Linked DNA regions of Homo sapiens: region 1 is linked to region 2. The links are chromatin loops, found by intact Hi-C in ENCODE. Cell type or tissue: IMR-90. All regions are shown on one strand. Each heading gives the region's core, and the rest is flanking DNA. Links, peaks and the distances in the headings are about the cores only.

The links. A loop is a pair of places that touch in the nucleus more often than their neighbours do. Peaks named below come from ENCODE experiments on the same cell type or tissue, not always from the same donor. Only the 100,000 strongest peaks of a DNase experiment are listed, where the experiment ranks them.
Region 1: a loop joins it to region 2, with 2.4 times the contacts of the local background. A loop is called at or near these places in 2 of 110 quality-filtered maps.

What each region holds. Positions count from the first base shown.
Region 1 is chr5:123,281,951-123,290,668 of GRCh38, forward strand. No RefSeq gene overlaps it. Among named protein-coding and RNA genes, the nearest start is that of CEP120, 140 kb to the right of the region's middle. In IMR-90, for the core only: no CTCF peak of the experiment used is centred there; a DNase peak (open chromatin) is centred at 4,011; H3K4me3 peaks cover 259 bases; H3K27me3 peaks cover 517 bases.
Region 2 is chr5:123,116,233-123,125,012 of GRCh38, forward strand. All of the region lies in intron 3 of PRDM6 (PR/SET domain 6), which reads left to right. Among named protein-coding and RNA genes, the nearest start is that of PRDM6-AS1, 30 kb to the left of the region's middle. In IMR-90, for the core only: CTCF peaks have their summits at 3,243 (motif pointing left) and 4,166; DNase peaks (open chromatin) are centred at 3,279 and 3,569; H3K4me3 peaks cover 521 bases; H3K27ac peaks cover 909 bases.

The sequences.
Region 1 (8,718 bases), core at 1-8,000, 170 kb after region 2:
CACATATATGCTATGACTTTTCTTGGGGAAATTAAAAGAAAATCCATAGCTATAAGTGCCAGCAGCCTAGCATTACAATAGCTTCACTTTTTCTGATTTAGAAGAGCTGTGTTTGATGGCAGTAAAACTGATGAAACATAGCACTTTTCCTTATGGTTATGTTGAAATTTTTATTAACACCCTTACAAACTGCAAAATTTTAAGTTTTTTTTTTTTGTAAGGTTGCATTATATATTCTTCATATCCGTTTTCTTCCCCAGGATCAGTTCATGTAACTACAAATAAACTGTCTTCTATTTCTATGGTTGATTCCTTAGAAATTTTTTGTATCTCTTTGAAGCTGTGAGGACAGAAAGCATTACTATACATCAGCATCTACATAATAAAATTAACTCCCCACTACCTACCACCTTCTCTATTTGGTTATTATAGAGTTGAAAGTTCATCAGGGTTCCCCCTCCCTTCTTCCCAATCAAACAAATCAATGAGAAAAAATAGAAAATCTACCGCCACATCAGCTGCCAGCACGATATTACAAACAGATTAATCCAGATTTTAGGATATTGCTGTGGGCCAGACTTTGCACTTGTCAGCCTTGTTGCACTTGTTGGCAGCACTGTCTCTTAGAGAAGTCAGGATTTATGTGATCCTGTGTACCCAGTTATGAAAGCCCATAGCGCATTGAGAAAGCACATAATGGCCAGCTGATTCCATGCTGTTCTCAATAAAAGAGAGAACAATGCATACTTTAAAAGACAGTGCAAACCTATGAAACAAGGATTGATGCTGGCTTTTACATATCTTGGTTTTGAGGCAATGTAGGAACAGAATTATATTTGCGCTTTGCCTGAAAAATAATTTGAGAATAATTTTGCTCACTCTTTCCAAAAAATCTAGTCTTTGGGTCACAGAGCAAGTAACTTTTTGTCAACCTCTACCCATCTCCACTTTCTAGTGAAACCACTGCCAAAGTTTCCCTCGTGCTATATTTAAAACACATGGAAGATCTCTCCAAAAACCCAACACTTACTCACTAGGTGCCAGGCACTATTAAAGCGCTCCATATATGTTTAATCTTTACAACAATTCTCTGAGGCTGGTGTTTTTATCATCATCCAATGTGAAAGATGAAGAGACTGAGAAAAAGAAAGGTCGTGCACAAGCTATTCAGCTGAGAAGTGGTAAAGTCAAGATTCAAACCGAGGCACCCTGAAGTCAGAGCCTGCTCAAGCTCTAAATCCCTGCACAACACGTCCTCTTACTTAATAAATACCTAACAAACAACCAAATCCCCACCCCACCTCTGACTCGTGCCGCTATTCTTCTTGTTTCTTTTTATTGGAAGCAAACTTAAGGATGATATCAACTTGGATTTTTTCGCTTCAACTCAGACAAAAAAGAAGTCGCCTCCTTCCACCCTCTTTAAAACTATGTTAATTTTGTGTATCCCAATCCCTTAACTAAGAATTATTTTAAAATTATCAAAGGTTTGTGTTAGTGTTGCATTACTCTCTTGGATGCTGTGGTTCTTTCTATTTAAGAGCTTATTATTTTCTCCATAAGCCAGTTTGGGAAGGAGGTAATATGTCTTTTTGGCTCTTGAATACTGCTTTCCTCTGAATCTCATTATGGCAAGTCACTTTCTGAAACTGGGCTGTAGCTCTAGACAAATGATTGTATGAAGTTTTAAATAAACATACAACATTTACGTTAGGCTGTTTCTTGAAATGATTTATTGTCATTTTCTTCTTTCAGTCCTGCTCTTTGGACATAAAAGACACAAGCTTTTGCAGTTTATACAAACCAAATCCTCTGTTTGCTCTGATTAAGCATTCATGAGTCTTTTATATAGTACAGGCTGTAGATTTGGGATTATTCCCTATGGGAGTGGTGGAATTAAATACATTAGCCAACAGAGATAAGGGAGGGTACCAGAGTTTAATTGCCATTAAAATAGATATGTTGAGTAACAAAAACAGAAGGCAGGAAACAGTCCGTATTCTCATTTTCCGCCATGGTAGATGGAAGTTCTATAATCCTGTGACTTGCAGCCTCTTGAAAACTCTCTAAAGGTGATGGCCTAGAAGATGTAGGGAATAAGTTAAAATTGTGCCTGGGGACAAGTCTATTCTTGAGTTCCTAAGAAGCCTTGTGCCTAGGAAGATTGTGAACAGTGGGAACCTCGGAGTTGCTCACCGTGAAGAGCTTTCTGCTCTATTGGAACTGGGCACAGGTGTTAATCAGTGGAATATCATTACATCACCCAAAGTTCCCTGACCTCTCAGAGGCTTTTCAGAAATGTGAAGAGAGTTACCACCTTACTCCGTGGCCCCAGTCAGTGACTGGACACAGAAGAAATTTCCATAGGTAATTCTGATAGACAGCTTTATTTTTATTTTTATTTTTTATTTTATTTATTTATTTTTTTACTATTTTATAATTGGCTGGCTTCTCAGAGTTTTCTTTGTTATTCTATTTGTGGCTATCGTAAATGGATTTTGTCATATTCCCGCAGAAGCTGACACTTGCAGTCAGCCATGAGGTTGGGAAACTCATGTCCAGTTAATTCACATGAAACAGGTAAAATAAAAGCATTTTTTTTAAAGTTCTGTGTGAGTTGCATGTATTTTCCCTTCAATTTAGAAATCTTCAACTTTTCTGGTTCTTAAGTTTAAATTTAGATTGGGTAAGGGGAAATAAAATGAAGTCTTGCACTTTTGAGCAATGAGAATCAAGAGAAAACGCCTCAGAAAATTGAAGTTTCTCAGAATGGGGGAGACCCTGAATTTAAAATATATTAGCTGACTCCATTTATTTGAAATTCTAGAAACAGCAAAACGTTATGTATAGTGACAGAAAGCAGATCAGTGATTTTCTGGGGCCGGGAGTGCAGGGGATGAGGACGATGGACAGAAAAGAAGCACAGAACTTCTGGCTGTTGGAAATGTTCTACATCTTAATCGTACTTAGTTGCACAAACCAAACTCATCAACCCGTACACTTAAAATGACTGCATTTTATTGTATGTAAATTGTACTTCAATAAAGTTGATTTTTAAAAATATACTGACATAAGTTACTGAGGTGCCATGGGAAACTTCTCTAAATCATCCTTTATTTTAACATAAAATAGTTGAGCTAATACTCCAGGAGTCATTAACAGTAGAATGGATTTTTTTTTCCATACAAAAATAATATATATCCATCAGCTTTAAGTGCTGCAGCCGACAGGCTGAGCTGTTGTTGGCAACTGCTATCTGAGAAGACGTTTCAGGCAGGCTCTGCCGGCGGAGACGCACGCTCTCCCGGAGCTGCACATAGTTGGCCTTGCTCTGTGTGCATTCTCGGTAATGGATCACAGGGCAACCAAATTAATTGCAAGATGTGCTTTAATCTCCCACATGAACATGGAAATAAGGATCTATTAACCTTGTGCCTGGCGCGTCTTTTTTTTTTTTGCTTCATTCCCCAAGTGGCAGTTCTGAACTGTTATCCATGTTTCCATTCCCCGAGGCCAGTTAGACCCGGAGCAGAAAGGTGCGCGTGGTCAGTTCCAGCTCCTAAAATGATGTGCAGTCTGCAAGCTGGAAAGGTCTCGGCGCGGGGTGTGGGCAGTTGTGTGGAGCTAGAACCTAGCCGCTGCAGCGGGATCCCAGGGCCTGAGGCGCAGGAACCCACTGCCCGGGGCCCCAGCGCTGTCAGCCCCTCCTGCCCTCCACCCACCCCTTCCCCTTCCCCTTCCCCTTCCCCTTCCCCTTCCCCTTCCCCTTCCCCCCTTACGACCCTCCCGCCCCTCCCCCCACTCCCTCTACCCCGACTCCCTCTCCCTCTTCCCCCACGCCAGGGACGCACCGCCCTTGGTAGATGCCGGGAGTTTGGGTTTTGTGATTCAACAGTTGATAGTGAGCATTCCCCCAAGAGGAAAAACAGCCAGAGACCAGCCATTTCTCTCTCTCTGTGGTCCTGCAGGCTCTTGGAGTGTTTACACTAAACTCCAGGCCCGGGAAGGGAATTTACAGCCTTATCACTGGAATTGAAAGCGATGTCGGCTGGGGGATGTGCGTCTCGAAGACTCTTTTTTCAAGGGAGGCTTTTGGCTTCGTGTAGGCGGGTGGTGATTTTATTCTGTCTCTCTCCCTCTGCCTGAAGTTCGTCTTTGAAGATTTTCTGTCGTGTTTATTGGGATAACGAGGATTTATTTTTTGCTTCTATTCCAATATTGTCAGGAAATGATATCTATAGAAAAGTATTCTCTTAAAAACCACAAATTAGATGTAATCAATGTAAAGATTGCTGCAGGTCAGTATTTCTCTTTTTAAAAACTTATCGATTATTAAGTTGATACAAAAGAATATTTAAAATATATGTGAGGTATAAATAATAATGATACAATGAATAGATAGCATAAGGAAATAATATAACCACTTCGTTTTAATATCCTTGAATTCCTTCTTGATCCCCATCTCCTTTCCCATCCTGAATTTTCCAGTAGCCATCACTTACTACCTTAATGTGTAATTTTATCATGCTTCTATCTGAAAAATTATATGACTTTAAATTTCTGCATGTTTTAGAACTTTATATACATATATATTAGATATATTCTTTGTGGCTTATTTTTTTCCAAGTGACGTTATGTTCTTAAGGGTCATTCATTTTGCTACATGTGTCTAAAGTTCATTCATGTTCACTCCTGCATCCATGTGTTCTATTGCTGATAGACATTTGGGTTACTTCCCATTATCTTCTATTCAGATAGTGCTGTTGTTAACTTATAAAGAATTCTCCAAATGTATACCCTAGAATTTCTCTAGGTCTTGCTGGAAGTGGAATTGCTGGGCCACGGGTACGGGCATCTTCACTGATAATGCCAAATTGTTTTCTTTACGGGATCTGCAGATTCACTCTCTCACTAGCAATATACATATAGAAATTGTGCATTCTCTCACCAATATTTAATATTGCCAGATTTTTTTTGCCTATTTAGTGGTAACAAAACAAATCATTATGGATTTTAGCTTGTATTTCTCCAGTTAACTAAAGAGGTTGCACAACTTTCTGTGTGTGTATTGGCTATCTGGGTTTCCTCTTCTATGAAGGGTCTGTTTTCCATTGCCTATTTCCGTTTGTTAGTTATGTATATTGCAAATACTATCTCTTGATTTGTGGCTTTTCCTTTCACTATCTTTATGGTGAAGTTTGATGAACTGCGGTTCTTAGTTTTAAGTCAGTTTAATTTACTAATCTTTGTCTATATGGTTTGTGGGTTTTGTGTGTCTTAAGAACTTCTCTAATTCTAGGTTATAAAGACAGTCTATATTGTCTTCTAAGAGTTTTATAAATTTACCTTGCACATTTAACCACTAGAATGGATGTCATATGTGGCATAAGGTATAGACCCAATTTTTGGTTTTTATCCTGTGGGTATCCAGTTATCCCAGCGTCATTTATTGAAAAGTCCCTGCAACTTAATAGCTACTGTCATAAACTAATTATCCATATGCTATAGGCTGAATGGTGTCTTCCAAAAATTCATGTGTTGAGGCCTTAAGTCCCAGTATGGTGGTGTTTCAAGATAGGACATTTAGGGGGCAATTAGAATTATATGAGGTTATAAGGATAGGGCTTTATAAGAAGAGGAAGAGAGAGATTGCTGTCTCTCTGCCATGTGAGGATACAATGAGAAGGCACTCATCTGCAAGCCAGGAAAAGGCCCTTACCAGAAACCAACTTAGTCACATCTTGATTTTGGATTTCCAGTTTCTAGAACTGTGAGAAGTAAATGTTATGTAAGCCCCCCAGTCTATAATATTTTGTTATGGCATCACAAGCAGACTAATATATTATGTACATATTTTTTCCTGCATTCTCTATTCTGTTCCTTTGATCAATTTGACCATCCCTAAACTGATAAGATATTGAATCAATTATTATTTATTATAAGTGGTGATATCTGTTAAACTAAATTCCCCTTGGTCCATATAAATATTAGAATCAGCTTGTCCATTTCACAGAAAAAAAAAAAAAACCTTTGGTATTTTTAATGAAATCATATTGAATCTAAATACCAATTTGGGGAACACTGTCCTTAAAAATATTGAAATTTCCAATCCATGAACATGGTATATGGTGTGATTAAGCCTTCTCTGTTGTATTTCAATAAAACCTTGTCATTTTATTCATAGAAGTTTTACACATATTTTTAAAAATTTATTCATAGAATCTTTATGTTTTTAATGATATATTAATGGGATCTATTTAAAATTTTCTTAACTATTCAGTGCTGGGAGTATAGAAATGTAATTGATTTTTATACATTGATTTTTATATCCAGCAACTTGTAAATCTTTTCTGTAGATTTTCTTCTACACAATGATTTTATTTGGGAATAAGATAGTTTTGTTATTATCCAATTCTTACACATTTTACTTATTATTTATTTTTGCTGTAACTGCATTGGAGAAGACCACTAATACAAGATTGAATAGAATTAATAATAGGCAATCTTCTCTCATTTCTGACTTTAAAAGGAAGGCTCTCAACAATACCATTAATTATGATGTTTCCTGTGGATATACGTTATCAGGTTCAGTAAGTATAGCTCTGTGCCTTCCTTGATAAGATATTTTATTATAAATGTACATTCAATTTTGTCAACAGTTTTTCATTATTGAGATAATCATATGTGTTTATTACTGTGGTAACTTTCTATAGCTGATTTTCTAATGTAGTCTAGGAAACACTTGATTGTGATATATAATTTTATTTTATATTGTTGGATTTTGTCTGCTTCTCTTAGTACTATTCTATCTCATATTCCAAGTGTTTATTTCTTTTTTTTTTTTTTTGAGACAGAGTCTTGCTCTGTCGCCCAGGCCGGAGTGCAGTGGCATGATCTCAGCTCACTGCAAGCTCCGCCTCCTGGGTTCACGCCATTCTCCTGCCTCAGCCTCCCAAGTAGCCGGGACTACAGGCACCCGCCACCACGCCCGGCTAATTTTTTGTATTTTTAGTAGAGACGGGGTTTCACCATGTTAGCCAGGATTGTCTCAATCTCCTGACCTCATGATCTGCCTGCCTCGGCCTCCCAAAGTACTGGGATTACAGGCGTGAGCCACCGCACCCGGCCCCAAGTCTTTGTTTCTTAGAAGCAAAATAATTTCAGTAGTGTTTGCCTAGTCCCAGTGATACTGAGCCTTAGAAGAGTTATTAAAATTATATTCCACTTTGTGACCTTGAAACATATACTTCCAAATAAAAACCTCTTTCATGAGCATCATGGAAGCACCATGTAAGGTTGGTATTTCAGTTCCCAAGTATATTCTGTATTCTTTGAATTTTAAACCTTGAATTCATTATTTGACCAACTTTTCAAGCAGCATGAGAAACATCTAAATTTCTTAGACTGCATGAAGGTGGTTGTATCTATGTATAAGTTACACTCAATTTATTTTTGTGCTTTCAACTAACTGTTCTTATTGGATTTCCATGCTTGCCTGGCTTTTCCTCACAATTGAATTATATGCTTTTTTAGGATAGGCACTGCAGTCTTTAGTCCTCATCTGTCCTTCTATAGTATTAATACACATGAACTAGACTGCCTCAGGCTTTCATGCTTCTGAACAATCACTTAAGAATTAAAACTTCTTTGTCTGTCTGTGTAGCCAGGCTTCCCATAAGGAAGAAAACAAAACTGAATTAAAGATGCGTCCTCTAGAAAACAATGTAAGTGGCAAGTAAGTAGCAGATAGCTCAGAGGAACTCCTGAGAGCACATGGCTTGGGAGATGCATTCAATCTGAACTTTCCTTCAATGTCTATCTTTCTACACCTCCCAGTTGATTTTTGAAAGGAATTAAACATTTCACTTTGTTAGTGATCCCTTTTTGTCTGGGATCCCTTTTATGGCAATAGGGCTGAGACCCTCCATTTTATTAGAAGTGTCAGTGGACATGAATGTTTGGAAATAGAAATGATTGAACAGGGCCATTATGTGGAAGAATTTTTGAAAAGTGAGGGCATGGCAAAAACAAACACTATTTTAAAACCTGGATCTACTGATCTTGGGAACCTAAAAATCATCATTTACCAAGTAATGCTTTGCAGCTTGCCATTGCTCATCTAAATACTGTGGTGAAACATACTACTGACTAGGAGCCCCTAATTGGCTTGGCTCATAATGAGACATACTGCTCCCAGTTTAAAACCCAGTGCCACACTTTGTAGTTTCCTACTACTGGGTGAAAGAAAGGGAAGGTGAAAACTCCGAGGCTTGAAAGTGTCCCTTCAGGGCTTCATGAGAAGTCCTTGAAATAAACTCATAGTGGATGGGGGAAAAGCAATCTGTTATGATTTAAAATATTCTAATCAATGACACCTTTACGACTGGAGACACATGTGGACACCCTAAACAATCTATGGCCTGTTGAATTTCATCAACCCTAAGTGATTATTAGAATATTTTGAGTTTGCTTAAAAATATTCCAGCAGAGGGGAAAAATATAGAGGTGGGGAATATGTGAAACTAGAATGGTAGAATGTGGATCTTTATTGAGGATGGGAGAGAAATAGATGAGTGTTCATTATACTATTCTCTCCACTTTGGTGGAGGCTTGAAATTTTCCATACTGAAAAAAAACTCAGCAATTAAAATGGAATGAAAGATGTCAACCTTGTGTTGTTAACACAGGTAAACTTTGGTTCCTACTCATGGTGGGTGC
Region 2 (8,780 bases), core at 184-8,183:
CTAAACGCCTCCACACAGTGATGAAATCCCTAACAAATGTAGTGACAACACTGAACATAAGGCCTTAATTTTTTTCAAATTGCTTGCATTTACAGTTAATTCAGTTTGAATTATAAGTCACCTCCATGTGAATGACTCATGCACTCATTATTAGGAGCTTTGCATTCTAAAATGTACAAAACAGAGAGGAGCTGGTTTGCAAACTCGGCATCACCAAGGTAATATTAAACTAGTTTCAAACTAAGAAAGTGGTTTCCTGTCATTGCACATCTTGTATTCCAGATCCAGAGTTATCAAAGAAAACCGTCATATCTTTTAAGAACACCTTTGGATCACTGTATACAGTAGTTATTGGAGGGGATATGTATGGAAATCAAACTCAATTATGTAGCATAAGTGAAAAAAAAAATTATTTTTCTGTTACAAGACAATTTGCTTTAGGCCAGTTGAAAACCTTTTCCAAGTCCAGACCTGTTGGGACCTAGAGGGACGGTCAGGCTAGGCTTTGTAAGTTGTGATGGAAGTGAAAAAATGACTTCAAAAGCAAATAATTTTAACACTGTATAATAGACTGGGGAGAAATAGTAAGGAAATGCCCAGAAAACAACCATATAAATAGATAATTGCTGAAATATTTGGATAATTTCAAGAAAAAGTGCAGGCTAAATTTTTGGACAGTGAAATCAGCTTTCCATAATAACTCTGTCTCCCAGCCAGTAATTTCCTTGTTCTCCCTAATTTACTTCACTTCTCTGTAGCTGGAAAATTCCTTTGTTTTGTACCCTAATAAGCTGGCTCTGCAGCCACTAAGTTCTATTGTGAGATTTTGTCTTGCCTCCTGCTTTTATGCACATAACTGGTCCCTGCCAGGGAGCTCTGGAGCCCCCAAATAGCTTTAAGCTTTCTAATGACTTTTCCCAGGGGTCCTCCAGGACTGCCCGGCAACCCAACAGTTCATTTAAATTTGGACCCAAGTCCAGAGTAACTCTAGGGTTATGTAATTTTAACAGTTTTAGAGCTCCTAGTAAGGGGGTAGGGGTGGGGCCTGGGGAAAAAGGCAATAAACATACCCATACCCAGGTTATCTCTACTAGGGAGCTTATGGCTAAAGTAGTCACAACTCGGATTGTCCTGCCCTAGAAGGCAGTGGGTCATTTGAGGTACCTTTGGTTTTTGGCATTTTTTTTTCCTCTGGCCAAGGCAGTGGCTTCTACTTCCGAAAACTCTGTTTAGTGGCCTGGCATGATGGAAATTTTCATAATCTTGACTGGATCACAGCAAGTTTGTGTCTGAAAAGTTTAAAAATGGGGACACATGAGAAAGGACTAGATAACCAGCAGGAAGGAAGATGGGTTTCTTTTTGGTGTCCCCATCACCTTTCCTGTTTGGTTAGAGTCACTGATGGATTTTCCTCAGATTCGTCCTGCTGGTGTAAGAACTCTAAAGCTAAAGTTCTGTTTAATCTTGCCAAAGTTGCCAGAGCAAAGAGCAGCCACGGAGTGTGTCACGTTGGGATGAATGTGAAGGCCTAAACAGCATTTGCTCATTTGCTTTGCATGTGCAGTGACTATCATACCAAGAGCTGGACCAGAAATTGTGGATTATGTAAAGTGCTAATGGGCGCAGTTCCGATTTTGGAGGAGCTTACAATGTGATAGGGGTGAGCCATTCATTCAATTATTCAACATATATTTGATAAGCTTCTCAATGTGCCAGGCACTTTAAAGGGTTGTCTGAAGATAGCATTGTCTTAGAAAGACACAGTCCATGACTAGATGGAGCTTACAGTCTGTGAGGGAGACATTGGATACCTGAGGAAGATGTTTAAGTGAACCTGGGCACCTGATTTTGAAAATCCAGAGGGATAACTGAGGAGATGAATGAAGAGCCAGTTGGGGAGGTGAGTCAACTCAAGCCTCCTCTGGATGTTAGTTTGCAATCAGGTTTTTCAGGATTAGTGTATGTGGAATAGTAATCATGAAGAGAGATGGAATTCAAGTTGGGATAAATGGCAAATGCAAAAGCCCAGAGGAGGAATGAGCAAGTTGTTTTGTTTAGAAGGTTGACTTGGAGTGTGGCTGTCTCTCAATAGGCTGATATTAAGAAATAAGGCTGATAAATTGGAGTCGCATCAGTGAACTTCTTGAAAACTAGGTAGAGAGTTGCGGTTTGAGATGCAAATAGGAAACTACAACATAATCTTTAGGAGGAAAACTTGAGGAGGGCAGCTTGCAAATGAAGAGAACATGGGTTTGACTCAACAAGTAAGGTAAAACTAGGTTTTGCAAGTTTCACCACCATCCAAGCTCTCCCCTTCATTTGGGCTGATAAAGATTACGATAAGTCTGGGGACATCCCTGAACCCTTGTGAATTTCAATGACCAAAGCACAGACTGTCTTACACATGAGCTGTCAGTCAGGGTGCACAGCACTTTTAGGGCACTTGAGTGTTGTAATGTCTTACATTTGGTAGCATTCTAAGTAGAAGGACAAGAAGTAGAGAGCAAACAAGTATGGGTAGAATGGTGCTGGAATGGGGAAGAGGAGTCTAAGGCAGCAATTTTCTGCCCTAGAATTTTTTTTCTTTTCTTTCCTTTTCTGATGGTGATTGTGGTAACATCACGCACAGGCACAGGTATATGACCTTCTGTTGGAACAAAAGAGGAGTGTCTTAGGTTTTGAGACAAATGAATGCATCTTGCTAGATTTGGGAGCTAAGTATCTTGGCTCTTATGCATCCTTCCACAAATGGCACTGAGTTGTGTTCAAAAATGGAGGAAACAAACAAAAAACAAAGAAGACCCCACCTGTGTAGGGGCTTGGAGTTCAAAGATAGGGGTGATGGTGTTCATATGATAGTAGCAGAAAAAGTTGAATAATGCACTGGAGTGACTGATGTGTAGTAGGTAGCATTAACTGTTACTATCTCCTACCCACAAATAAACAAACAAGAAAAAAACTAGCCTAAACCGACATCCAAACTAATAAGAAAACTAAGGAATGCAAATGTTTAAATGAGTAGAGATTAGAGTAGGGAAAAAACAAGATGAGAGATTTAAAAAAATGAAACAAGAACAAAATGAGTGATAAGGGTTAGGACTTGAGAAGAGGACGTGGGCAAAATGATGACAGTTTCTGAGAAGGTGAGGAAAGAAGTGAAGGGAGAGACAGGTCCTGAAAGCCGCTGGTGCTCAGGCGCCCACTGCAGGAAGGGCTTACAGTCCTGCCACCTTCAGGGCGGCTCTGTGGCTTCCTCAGCTGCAACATCTACACTCCTGCTACAGTGACCAGAAACTTCTGCCGGTGATGCCTGGCCCTGCCCCCTCTTGGAATTAGAGGAATGCATCTGTTTGTGGGCTGGAGATTAGAGCCCAGGGTCGGGGACTATGAGGAAAGCTGTCTTTTTGGGTGGCCTCACAAGACATGCTTCAGACCCTAAGCTGATACATCTAAACTTCCTTCTCTGATAATCTATAATTTTCTGTTTTTAGAACTACATTGTCAGCGGTGTCAGAGAGACCCTTCTCAGATGATTCAGCCATTTAAAACCAGCAGTAATATCTTTTGTTTGGAAATTAAGCAACAGAAAGGAATTCAAACAGTCAAGCTAAGTAGACGCATTTTTTAAATGAAAATACATGAGTGGTTATACTACCAAGTTAAGTCAAGTCAGTTTTATTCCAGAGCTTTAAACAAGGTTAAAAAATTATATTTTAATTTATTTGCATTTTTTAACTTAAAATTTTTTCATTCCATTAAAAAAAGTTTAAGGTTTTTCCCTCGTCCTCTCTCCTAGAATGCTTAATATACATTAGGTATCTTACAAAGAGTTATTGGTTGATTTTGAATATTTTTTATTCTGTTAAGGGTATTTATTTATCCTCAGTTAACTTCTTTCCAAAAAGATTTAAAGTGGGTCTTAGAAAGCCGAAGTTTAGAGATGGATAAATGTTTTGAGAAGATGAAAATGGAAAATTTTAAAGAGGAACAAATGTGCATAATTTAAAAATATTCTAGATGCTGTTTTGAAGCCGTCCTGTGTTATGTCCAAACAGTGTTGTTTTGATGCAGTTACCTGGTGTCATTCTCCTCTAGGAATTCTGCTGTTTGGTTGTTGAGTGGAAATGGTGTGATCATGATGTGATGTTTGTCCTATCCTCTGGAGGCAGCGTCACACAGTGGACAGGGTGAGAGGTGTGGAGTTGAGCAGTTCAGTGGGGTGGTGGGGGTAGCTGGGATTTTATTTTTTAATATAAAATTAAGGGCTTTTCCTTTATTAAACAAGTAAATGATGTTCATTACCAAAAATTCAAAAATTACAGGAAAAAATTTTAAATTCTCACAGCTCACCATCCGGAGGCAAACTCTAAAATTTTAAATGTATTTTTCCTTAGAAATTTTTACATATGCCTATGGGCATGTAGTATGCTGAATAGACTTTTAACTTTAAATTATTATCTAAACATGCCCTAGTGTAATTTGTATTCTTTGTTACCATTATATTTAAAATATTGTCCGTTAAATGGACAAGTCAGAATTTGCTTAACTGTTTCCTTACTGTTAAACCCTTAGCATCTAGGTTAATAGATTTTCATTATTTTAGTGAGCATATTTGGACATGTTAGTTAATCTTTTGGAGCCGTAGGTTTGGCTTCTGTATATTGGGAATTATCTCTCTTACAGAGTTATTGGCAGAAATGAATAAGGTAATAAATGATAAATAGTGGGTACTTATTAAATGTGGGACCTTTTTCCTTATGTTTGGGCTTAATATTGTTGTTTTAAAGATCTGTGAGTTGATGTTTATAAATGTTAACTCACTGATGTTTTTAAAATGAAAATTACAAAAATGTAAAATTTCTTACTTTGTGCAAAAGAGCAGGGTCCTGAAAAGTTGCTTTAGGTCCAGTTTTGCACACTTAAAACGGAGTATCTTTAAACCACTTGGCTCCCAAGCCACCAAGAAGCTTTTTTTACCTATGTTTTTATAGAAATTTCAAACATGCCCCAAAGTACAGAGAAATAAATAGTGAATAAGTTCTCTTGCACCGGCAACTTATTTTGAATATTTTTTTCTTTCTATTCTTGTTTTCTCTGTTTGCTCCAACTTTTCTTTTTTTGCTTCATTTTTTGTGTTGTTTTTTCTTTTTGTTTTGTTTTGCTTTTTTGAGACAGGGTCTCACTCCGTCACCCAGACAGGAGTGCAGTGGTGCAATCATAGCTCACTGCAGCCTCAAACTCCTGGGCTCAAGTGATCCTCCCACCTTGGCCTCCCCAAATGTTGGGATTACAGGTGTGAGCCACACACCAAGCCTGTTTTCTTGTTGGACTATGTAAATGTAAATCCCAGTCACCTTAACATTTCACCTATAAATATTTTAATATCTGTCTTTAAAAGACACAGATTAAAAAACCACCACATAACCACAATCCCATCCTCACACCTGATAATATTAACAATAACTTCTTAATGTTGTCTAAGTTCCATGTCTCTTCCTTCCCCCCCAAATATTTTTTATAGTTAGTTTGTTTCAATAACAATAAAAACAAAGTCTTCACATTGTTGAAAAATCTCTTGCATCTCTTTTAATATGTAACAGTTTAGTTGGGGAGTTTTTTAGTTTTTTTTTTTTTTTTAAGAATTCCTGAGGCTGGGTGCGGTGGCTCATGTCTATAATCCTAGCACTATGGGAGGCCAAGGCCGGCGGATCACGAGGTCAGGAGTTCGAGACCAGCCTGGCCAACACAGGGAGACCCCGTCTCTACTAAAAATAGGAAACATTAGCTGGGCGTGGTGGCGGGCGCCTGTAATCCCAGCTACTAGGGAGGCTGAGGCAGAAGAATCGTGTGAACCTGGGAGGCAGAGTTTGCAGTGAGCCGAGATCCCACCATTGCACTCCAGCCTGGGCGACAGTGCGAGACTCCATCTGACAAAAAAAAAAAAAAAAAAAAAAGAATTCCTGAGTCTCACCTGTAACCTGCTGAATCAGAATCATCAGGGGTGTAGTCTGATGGCAGACATTTTATAAATGTTCTAGTGGGGATTCTGATAGACAAACAGCCTTGAGAACCTCAGTACAAAGGAGTAAATTTAAGATACCTTTAAAATGAGTGTTTTAGTAAAGTAGTCAACCTTTTGAAATATAATTACCATCTAGTTCCCTAGTTTATTTATCTTGTGAATGTAAACATTTTATTTATTGGATTTCTCTGAAGCGGGACTAACTTCTTCTTTGGGTGATGACTGAGATGATTTATGGCTTCTTTCTCTGATTGCTTCTTTTGTTCCTGGTGATCATTTCTCGTTATAGGTGTTTTTCTGCTTTCTCTTGAGTACTCTCTACTTAAATCCCTCAATGTGTTTGCATCATATTTGTAGTTATCGATCTTTTCATTGCAATTTTTTTATTACATAGGATAATTGCTACAGAAAACTGGGAAGAGGTTAAGCAGTAAGAAGAAAATAAAAATTACCTATAATGTCTCTAGTTGGAGGTAATAACTTGGTATTTTCACTGTATTTAATTCTAGTTTTTTTCTTGTGGCAATAAACCTTTAAAAAAAAAGTTTAAAATCCGACTACAAGAATTTTGGTAATGTTTAAAACATAGTATATTGTAAAATGTTTTAAATTATGAAACATTCTTTACTACGAGTTTAATGATTGCCTAGTATCCCAGCATATGGATATGGCCTAATTTTGGATATTTGACTTGCTTAAATTTTTCCCCTGGAATGGAAATCCTTATTTGAATCCTTATAGATTCTTATAGATTCTTTTGGCATATCTATGACTATTTTATTGGTATAAATTTTTTATGTTTCTGGGTTAAAATACTTATATATTTTAAAAGCTTTTAATTTTGCCTAATTTACCCTCAGAAAGGTTATATCAGTTTACACTCCCCTGATAGGGTGAGAGTATTTGCTTCTCTGATTCCTTGTCTATATTCGCTACTTTTTCTATTATAAACCATTTGTATATCTTTTCCTCTTTCATATTAGTGGCTTTTAACAGATGACCTGATTATATGCTTTCCAGGCACATCACACCTAAGGATCCAGTATTTGGCCCTTTTGACTCTTGAGTGTTTGGAAAACACCTTTTGGAGGTCTGGGAAGCCACCTGTAGTCAGTTCAAAGCTTTTGGCTCTCATTCCAGAGATTAAGGATGTGTAGAACCATGTGGCTGGCTATTGAGATTTTTCATGTAGTCGGTTACTTTTACATACTGCATTGCCACAGAGATCATGAAATGCCCTGGTTCTGGAAGTGGCTGCATTTCATTGGTAGGCTTTAAAATAAATCCAAAACAAATAAACTTTCTCAATTGTCTTTGGGATCCTTGGAATCCACGTTTGCAAAAAAAATATTTTACAATTGGTTGTTTTATTTTCATTTCTATTGCCTTTCGTTCTCTTCCCACATTTATACTGATGCTTTAAATAGGCATGATTTCTCGTTCCTCCCATGCAAACTCTTAATGCCACTCTGATAACATTGGAAACTTTAGGCCCATTTGATACAAACCCTTAGATGTACTTCTGATTTCTTATCTGGCTTTTCTGGCTGCCTCAGTCCTGTCTCTTGTATCAGATGAGAGTTCTATGGGCTCTCGTTAGAGGGCAACTGAAAGAGAAATAACATGGAGAAGAAAAGGAGAAAGCTGAGGTATGGGTGGAGAAAGGGAGAGCTGGGGTATTTGAATATTCTGAAAAACTGGAGAATCCATGGTTTAGAGTAGGTGACATTCCTTAAACGATACTCATTAGAGTGACATGAGCAAGGGCAGGGAAGACAGGGTTCCTGCCAAACTTTGACCTGGTCCAGGTCAGGCCAACCTTAGAGACTGACTTGCCAGATTGAATGGCTGCTCCTTCTGTGTTGAAGGCAAGTTGGGTTGGGCATCCTTATTTTGTGCTGCCGTTGTCCTGCAGCACAGCAATCATACCATAATTCTCTGCATATATGACTGTTTATGTAGCACAACAGGAAGAGCCAATCTGGTGGTATTCTAAATATTTATTTCATTGTAGATGTCCAGCAGGATAATTCAGACGCCCTAAGTCCACTTTAGACACTCGCATTTGTAGAATGAATGTTGCCAAATTTCAGTTTACTTTTGTGCTGATCAGACACACTTCATATAGTGCTTTAAAAGACCTCGAAGTGTTTTTATGGAACAGACAGACACGGGAAGTTTGGTTCTAAAGGGCTAAGACAAAAATATTATTGCTCCATTGGTAAATGTATTTACCCAAATCTGTTATTTCAGACAATAGCCCAACTTAGCACTGGCATTAAATGGAATAAATCTGTTCTTTTACTGATACGGTGTCTAATTTAGAAACTTTGCTGTTTTTGGCAATCACACTGCCTTGATTTAGGTGGGACAGGGATCAGGGATTAAAATGGCTCTTCCCAAGAGGAAAGTAGACAAGTTTGACAGCACTGAAAACCCAAGACATTGCTGCATCCGGAAAATTTATGGTTAAGACTGGAGAAGTCTGGAAAGTTGGACGGCTCTGTCATTTATTAATTTATTGGCCTATGTAAGATGTTTTTATTTTAGAAGACTGATCTACGACCTCTGAAAGGATATGTTTTCAAACTCTGTATTTTTTTTCTACGTGTAAAATAAAGATATTCTACATACAATTTTCTAAAAGAAAAAAAAAGTAAAACAAAGTGGGAAAAAAGGTCCATGATATTGCATCCAGATCTGTGAAAAACTTTTCCTTTTTCTCTATTCACGTTTTGTGTATTCTGAAGGTTTGATG